Regions from separate parts of the Homo sapiens genome. Here region 2 is linked to region 1. The links are chromatin contacts, found by Hi-C or POLR2A ChIA-PET in ENCODE. All regions are on one chromosome and are shown on one strand. The core of a region is the stretch at or near the end of the contact, and the rest is flanking DNA. Distances in the headings are between cores, read along the strand shown. Region 1 has its middle 180 kb from the start of LINC01891. Region 2 has its middle 28 kb from the start of LINC01891.

Evidence for each region. Hi-C counts contacts between places; a loop is a spot of excess contacts on that map. ChIA-PET counts read pairs that join two places held with the same protein, here RNA polymerase II (POLR2A). Pooled maps may share reads with other maps.
Region 2: a pooled map shows a loop between it and region 1 (4-fold over the local background). The contact joins two enhancer-like sites. A Hi-C loop is called at or near these places in 1 of 168 maps with a recorded cell type or tissue (mammary epithelial cell), 4 of 37 single-sample maps with no recorded cell type and 9 of 50 pooled maps. POLR2A ChIA-PET finds 5 or more read pairs at or near these places in 13 of 52 experiments (CD4-positive, alpha-beta T cell, CD4-positive, alpha-beta memory T cell, CD8-positive, alpha-beta T cell and 9 more).

Annotation. Positions count from the first base shown.
Region 1 is chr2:234,275,971-234,279,963 of GRCh38, reverse strand. No RefSeq gene overlaps it. Among named protein-coding and RNA genes, the nearest start is that of LINC01891, 180 kb to the left of the region's middle. Within about 2 kb of position 1,268, at least 3 of the 41 ENCODE cell types and tissues checked have a DNase peak (open chromatin) inside an H3K27ac peak, as active enhancers do; they include CD4-positive, alpha-beta T cell and CD8-positive, alpha-beta T cell, where a contact is called at or near this core.
Region 2 is chr2:234,425,043-234,429,036 of GRCh38, reverse strand. No RefSeq gene overlaps it. Among named protein-coding and RNA genes, the nearest start is that of LINC01891, 28 kb to the left of the region's middle. RefSeq lists enhancers at 160-731, 381-1,580. Within about 2 kb of position 2,361, at least 13 of the 41 ENCODE cell types and tissues checked have a DNase peak (open chromatin) inside an H3K27ac peak, as active enhancers do; they include CD4-positive, alpha-beta T cell and CD8-positive, alpha-beta T cell, where a contact is called at or near this core.

The DNA of each region.
Region 1 (3,993 bases), core at 19-2,518:
GGTGGGGCAGAGACAGCTGGCCCTTCAGGCACAGGAATCCTTAGTGATTCTGGACACACACTTCAGGCCCCAAGGGTTGCTCACCAACCACCTCTTGCTCCCTCTGCATCAGCTGGTCTTGTCCATTAAAGCCAAGTAAGCCAAGATGGGTGTTTTATGCCATTAGGAAAGACTTACTCAGCTTCGGCATCAAGCAACACCAGCCCCAGGCTAGTCTCAAACTCCTGACCTCATGACCCGCCCGCCTCAGCCTCCCAAAGTGCTGGGATTACAAGCATGAGCCACTGTGCCTGGCCTCTACTATCATATTTTGATCAGGATATTAACGATTCTATGTCATGATCCAGAACATTCGGTCACCACAAAGATCCCTCCTGTTGTCTTTTTAGAGCCTCGCCCACTCCTTCCCTCTCCCACCTAATTCCTAACCCCGGGCAAGCACTACTCTGTTTTATTTTTATCATTTCATCACTCTAGGAATGTTGTATAAAGGGAACCATATAGTACAACTTTTTACATGTGGCTTTTCTCACTCAGTATAATTCTCTGGAGATTCGTGCAGGCTTTACAGGTAACTGTGGTTCCTTCTTTTTCATTGCTGAGTAGTATTCCATGATGGAGGCACTGAGTGTGTTTAGCCATTCATGCATTGAAGGACATCAGTTGTTTCCAGCAACTATTACTAATAAAGTTGCTATGAACATTAGCGTACAGGTCTGAGTGTGTGTGTGAACATAAATCTTCATTTCCCTGAGATAAGGGCAAAAGGATTTTCACCTTCAGTGCAGCCGTTGGGGAGAGAGATGTCTTATAGTGCCTGAAAACCAAGAAAAATAACTTCTGAGAAAAAGAAGAAAGAACAGGAAGAACCAAATAACGTGTCAACCTCCTCATGTTGTGATGGTGCAGAAAAAAACCCACAAAAACCATATTGCTGAGTTCATTTGTATTTCACAGTCTACATCTCAGTATTCTCTTCATCTATGCAGACACAAATGGGAATAAAAATAGTTAGAGAAGCAGAAATACAATCTGTGAAACCTCTACTTTAAGATTAATTTTAAGACACAAAACTGAGAACTCTGCAATTACTGTATCACTTATGCTAACAGTAATGACAACAGGGTGGAGATGTCTGGTCATGCCACTATAAGGAGTGCCTCTGGGTATTAATAGGGGGAGTGATTTACATCAGGGACCTGCTATAAAAGCTGACTCATTGACATGGTTTTGATCCGTGTCCCCACCCAAATCTCACGTTCAACTCATGATGGAGGTGGGGTCTGGTGGAAGGTGCTCGAATCATGGGGGTGGATCCTTCCAACATGGTTTAGCGCCATCCCTTTGGTGCTGTTCTCCCGAGAGAGTTTTTCTGAGATCTGGCTGTTTAAAAGTGTGTGGCACCTCCCCCTCCTCTCTCCCTCCTGCTCTGGCCATGTAAGATGGGCCAGCTCCCGCTTTGCCTTCCACCATGATTGTAAGTTTCCTGAGGCCCTCCCAGAAGCCAGGCAGATGTTAGCGTCATGCTTCCTGTATAGCCTGTGGAATTGTGAGCCAATTACACCTCTTTTCTTTATAAATTATCCAGTCTCAGGTATTTCTTTATAGCAGTGTGAGGACAGACTAATATACTCATAGTGTTTATGTAGCAGGTATTAAACTCTCAAAGAAAGGACATCCTTTGAATACAATTTATTTCATTAATTAAAAAAAGAAATTTTAAGAAAATTTTACTTTTCTATTAATTATATAGGACGATGCCTATAAAAAGATAAGCAAAGGGCCTGCCTGCCAATCAAAAGCATAAAAGCTCAATAAAAACTTACATTCAAGGCAATGAGCAGAGATTGGTTCCCTACGGAAAATCAAAATTGTTCTTGTGGAGAAAAAACTTGAGAAACAGCCTCAAAACACAGGAGAAAGGATAAAGAAGTAAAAAGATGATAGATAAGATAATACATGGAAAAATTTTAACAGAAAGCCTAACAATGTTCCCAAAGAGGAAAGAAGACAAATGAAGCAGAAACAGTAATTGAATAGAGAAAAGAATTTTTAAAAAACAGCTTTTCAGATCTAGTAAGACTTGAATGCGAAAAGCAGTATTGCCAATCAAACTCAACAAATTTAACTGAAAGGCAGCAACATCTACACTTATCTGACTACATTTTTAAAAAATCAAATGCTAGAACAGAATTTCATAGGTGTTCACGGGAAAAAACCCAAATGTGTAATGTGTGAATAAATAAAAATCAGATTAACCACAGAATCCTTTGCAATTTCAACCTGAAGAAAATTAACTTCTCTTGAAAAACAAAAGCAATACTATATAACCTTTAATAATTTTTATAAACATGAATTTTCAAAATTCATAATTGCTATTATAAATATAATTTATATTACAAATCCTAAAAGCAGGAGTCTGAAAAGCATTTTTTTTGAGATGGAGTCTTTTTTTTATTATTATTATACTTTAAGTTTTAGGGTACATGTGCACAACGTGCAGGTTTGTTACATATGTATACACGTGCCATGTTGGTGTGCTGCACCCATTAACTCGTCATTTAGCATTAGGTATATCTCCTAATGCTATCCCTCCCCCATACCCCACCCCACAACAGTCCCCGGTGTGTGATGTTCCCCTTCCTGTGTCCATGTGTTCTCATTGTTCAATTCCCACCTATGAGTGAGAACATGAGTTGTTTGGTTTTTTGTCCTTGCGACAGTTTGCTGAGAATGATGGTTTCCAGCTTCATCCATGTCCCTACAAAGGACATGAACTTATCATTTTTTGAGATAGAGTCTTGCACTGTCACCCAGGCTGGTGTGCAATGACGCCATCTCAGCTCACTGCAACCTCCACCTCCCAGGTTCAAGCAACTCCTGCCTCAGCCTCCCGAGTAGCTGGGATTACATACGCCCACCACCAGGCCTGGCTAATTTTTTGTATTTTTAGGAGAGACAGGGTTTCACTATGTTGGTTAGGCTGGTCTCAAACTCCTGACCTCGTGGTCTGCCTGCCTCGGCCTCCCAAAGTGCTGTGATTACAGGCGTGAGCCACCGCACCTGGCCGAAAAGCATTTTTAATGCAAACCTCTCTTGTAATACAATATCATATTGCACTTTCTAAAATAATAACTTGTAAGTGTTTTTAAGATTCCAGACACAGAATCACATTAAAGAAAGAGGAAGCTTTGTTAAAGAATGTTGGATAGGTGATGAGTGTTAATATCAGATAATAAACAGAAAATAATAATTCCTTTAAATTTTTCACATGAATTTAAAATCATACTTAAATCATAATGATAAGGTGTGGTTACAATCTCAGATAAAATTATAGAAGATCGGATGATGTTAGAGTAATAAGTCAAAGCTTTAAAATTCTCATCTTCCATAAAAAAGAAAAATATATTTGGCTGTTATTTCACCATAAACATTTGTAAACACAGCTTCGATTTTTTTTTTGTAAAAGCTATAAATACTGGTAAAACTAAAATAAGATTTTTTAATTCCAAGTTCTTAAAGAAGTAAATAAAAATAAAGCACAGAGTTTACAACAACAACAAAAAACAGAGGAAAAGTGGGGAAGGCAGAATGAGAAAATATATACAAGATTAGAAAAGATCTAGCAAAATACCATGGCAGTAAAAGTGCTTTAATCCTCTTATTGAATTCCATAATTTGTACTCTATTAAAAATCATTAACTAGTTTTCTATAAGAAACCCACTCAAAGAGAAATAGAGAATTAAACTTTTAAAAACCCTGGACCAAAAATGATAATAACAATAATGAGAAAAAGACAGACATTGCAAAATTAATATGCAATTAATGAGACAAAGGGTTTTAGGCAGAAAACATAAACCAGGACACAGAGTCACTTTACAGATAGATTAAAAAGCCATTAATGGCTGAGCTACAACACACAAAATAATCTGTGCACCAAATAACATAGGTGTAAAAATTCAGAAAAATAATTTTTTTTAGTTATACCTGAG
Region 2 (3,994 bases), core at 1,112-3,611, 150 kb before region 1:
TTTCTTCCCGCCCAAGTCTAGTCCCCTCCACCTCCCACCATTTGGCCTCAGAGGGCCAGCTTCCTGAAAATAATTTCCAAACGGACCCTGACCCACTCTTTCTTAGTCCTTGCCTTCAAGAATGTGGGGACCATCTGTGTCAGGCCAGAGTCTACAGTGACGGATGTTGTGATTTGTTGCTCCAGGAACGGGGCTGCATGTGGAAGCCCTTGCTGGTTTCTGTGTTGAGCGGTTTACTGCAAAGTTAGCTCTTACCTCCCATGCTCAAAGGCGATCGACCAGCTTGAAGTGGACTGATGACTATTTAACCTCTTAATAGACTTCAGACGGACAACGGGCTTTCCCTGAATACCTGGCACACGGGGAATATGCTGTGAAATTTGCTGAGTGAGTGAGTGGGCAAATGAAAACATGGTCTCCTTCTACTTCCAGTTTGAAAGGAAGTTAATCTAACTCGGGTGGTGTCCATGAGATGTGAGCATGCCTCTCTGTGCTTTCAAAAGTTCCACAAAACAGGTCAGGCACGGTGCTCACGCCTGTAATCCCAGCACTTTAGGAGGCCAAGGCGGGCGGATCACCTGAGTTCAGGAGTTCAAGACCAGCCTGGCCAACATGGCGAAACCCTGTTTGTACTAAAATTACAAAAATTAGCCGGGAGTGGTGGTGGGCGCCTGTAATCCCAGCTACTTGGGAGGCTGAGGCAGGAGAATCGCTTGAACCCGGGAGGCAGAGATTGCAGTGAGCCGAGATTGCGCCACTGCACTCCAGCTTGGGTGACGGAGCGAGACTCCGTCTCAAAAAACAGCAACAAAGAAACCTTCCACAAAACAAATCCTAAATTGGATTCTATGTCTCCAACAATAGGGAAATGATTAAGTAAATAACGGAAAGAGTTATACAACATTTTTTCAGGAATTTTTAGTGACAGTTAAAAACTTATTAAGTAAAAAAGTCAAGAAATAGATTTTAAATTACACTCTGATATCAAGTATGTAAAACACTTATGCTGAGAAAAAGACTGGATATAGCAGAAGGGTGGTCACCGATAAGGGGTGAGGCTTCCGGAGGATCGTGCGAAGTTTTCTGGGTACTTCCTGGTGTGACGCTGCATAGTGATGTGGTGAAAATGGCAAGTTCCTGGAGGGCTTGAGGTGGGTGGAAGTTTGCATTCTCAGGGAAATGCTTGGAATAGTCGTTGATTGGATGGTTCTCTACATTCTTCAGATTCCTCTGCAGAGTGCATTTCTTTCTCCCTCTCTCAAAGTGTGGATTAAATTGTTTTGAGCTGGTTTTGTCTGCAGCAATTAGTTATCTTAACTAAAGCTCATAAAAAAACAACAACAGAAAGGTAACATGAATGAAGGCCATGTCCTAAAGTTGTACAGGAAACAGACTAGGGAGCAGAGAAACGGGTGTGGGGCGGAGGGGAAAGGAAGGTGGGGGTGGAAGGTGGGGTGGAGGAGTCCAGCCTTCCCTTCCAGCAAACAGTAAGCAGCTTTGAGAAATGGGGAGGGGGCAAACTGATCTGAAATGAAGAGGATGGCCTCAAGGATGGCCCAGCTAGAGAGAGACCCACCATAAGTACTGCTCTAAAACCTTGGCCACTCCAGCTCTGGCCCCGCCATCAGCAACTGCTGGGTGTGTTAGAGACCCAGGCTCTCAAGCCCCAGCCCCAGGGCCCCAGAGCCTGCTTGTCAAAGGATTCTCCCTCGGTGAATTTGTGTGCATCAAATGAGTTTGATGCAACCCTTTCTGAGAGAGGGGGTTTCAGGCTCTGCCTGCCTGGAGGGTGAGAGGAAGTGGCAGCTCAGAAAAATCTAGAAGGGAGAGACGGGGGTCAGAGGATTTGCCGGACAGCCTGGCACCCAGAAGCAGCAGTGGCTGGCTCATGGTGCAACCCAGGGAGCCATGTGGACGATGGGGTCGATTGTTGACATCAGCACTGAGACGAACCCACCCAGCCTCATGTTAAACAATCAAATCTTAAATGATTGAGAGGTGCTTCACACTAATCTTGGCTCTTGAACAGTGGGGGCTGTTCCATAGGCTCAGTGTAATCAAGAATCATTCTTGCTCTGCTTCCGAGGGAGAAGGCGTTCACCTCTGCATTAATTTCAGCTGTGTGGGGAGACGTGCTCCCTGAATTTGGTTCCATCCTGAGTGGGAGGGTTGCTAGTCTCAGAAGCCTCTTCTAAGTTTCTCTTTTGACATCTGCTTTGGGCAACAACATGGCCACTGCTTCCTAGAGAAATGGGAAGAGAAACCCTCACAGTTCAGAGGGTGAGAGTGGCTGATCCCTCCCCCATCTGTTGACACTCCTGGAAACTTTTGGGGACTTCTGGGGATGGGGCAGAGGGGCCTATTGCAGAGGGTACATCTTCCCACAGGTTAGATGTTGACGCTCCAGCTGCCCCTGGCCACCGATGGCAGATGATTTCCTGAGCCAAGGATCCTTTCTTGGATTCTGGGTCTCCCTCACTTAGGAAGTAGAAGAGAAACTTTCATTTCCAAAGTGTTACTCTGCCATGAAATCCATCAATGTGGAGTGGCAGAACAGAGAGCTCAGCAGTTCCATTATCTGATGGAGCTCAGACAGTGCAGAAAAACAAAGTGTTTCCCTTCTCAGTGTGTGTGTGTGTGGCTTTTTTTTTTTGGGGGGGGGGTGGTCATTGTTAAACTGACACAAGGTGACCTGATAGGGGAAGGAAGATCTGTGATTCATTAACACTCTCTCCCTTCATCTTTGTAATCGTCATCATTTTCATTTCTTCCAGCAGTCTCAGGACCTGCCTCCAAAGGCAGGTCCTGAGGGTTCACAAGAAACCTAGAGCTGGGCGAGCTTGCTTCCCTCCTGCTGGGTTCAGCCCTAACTGCCTCTTCCTCAGCCCCGCCCTGCACACCTGCAGTTAGGGCACCGAGGCAGCCCTAACGCTTCTGAGGAAGTGGGTTTTGTGGGTAGGTGGAGTTCTATGTCCCAGAGGGTGAGGAACTGGGCACCACACCCATCCCTGTATGCAGTGGGTAGAGTGGCCTAGAGGGCCAAACCTGGGAGGAGGGTAGGGAGGACCCTCTCTGGCCCATCCTCTGCTTCTTCCCGCATGCCCCTGAGGGCTGCGTTGATGTCCTCATTTCCATATAACTCCAGTGACACAGAAGCTCCTTGTGAAGTGAGCTTTCCTGCCTAATTGAAAGACACCAGCAGAACATGACTCAGGGTGGCAGTCGTCCTGCCCTGGCACTAGGCAGGTCACCCAAACCTCCTTGTTCCTCCAGATGAAGATGCTAAAGCCTGGCCAGGTGAAAGAGGAAGAGGCAGGTCACCCAAACCTCCTCATTCCTCCAGAAGAAGATGCTAAATCCTGGCCAGGTGAAAGGGGAAACTCAACCCCAAGGAGTCAGGTCCAAAGGGACGGGTCCCCAGGGACTAACTGGGACAGGGGTCTGAAGGGACCACCAGCAGGTCAACCCACCCACCAGCCTCACCCGTGCTGTGTCCCCAGACATGAAGCCAAGAGAGCAAGTTCCCTAAATTCCCTTCCCACCTCTGCCACGACCAGCTGGGTCTTATAGTCACTCCCTGCCCGGCCTCATTCCCAATAAAACCCAACCACCAGGGGCCCCGCCACTGGCTACCACTTAGCTCGCTCTCACCCCCATCCCTGTGACCTCCCCCAGAATCTCCTATGGCTTTTCCCACCACCCTCCAACCATTACCAGTGAGGCTTGGGCCCAGGGTGTGTCCGGGCCTCTCTTGCCACCCACCACCCTTCATCTTTGTAGCCCGCTTTCCTGCAAGAGGGAATTCTCTCTTCCCATTACAACAGGGCCTGTGGCTTGAGCACCCAGGGTGCATGTGTACAGACTTGGGGAGCAGGGGCTCAGCTCCAGGCACTTCTAGGACCCTGGACCCTGAAATTTATATAGTGTTCCTTTATCTGGTAGCTCATGTCACTCATTAAGAGTTGTTCCATTTCTGGTGGGGTGCGGTGGTTCA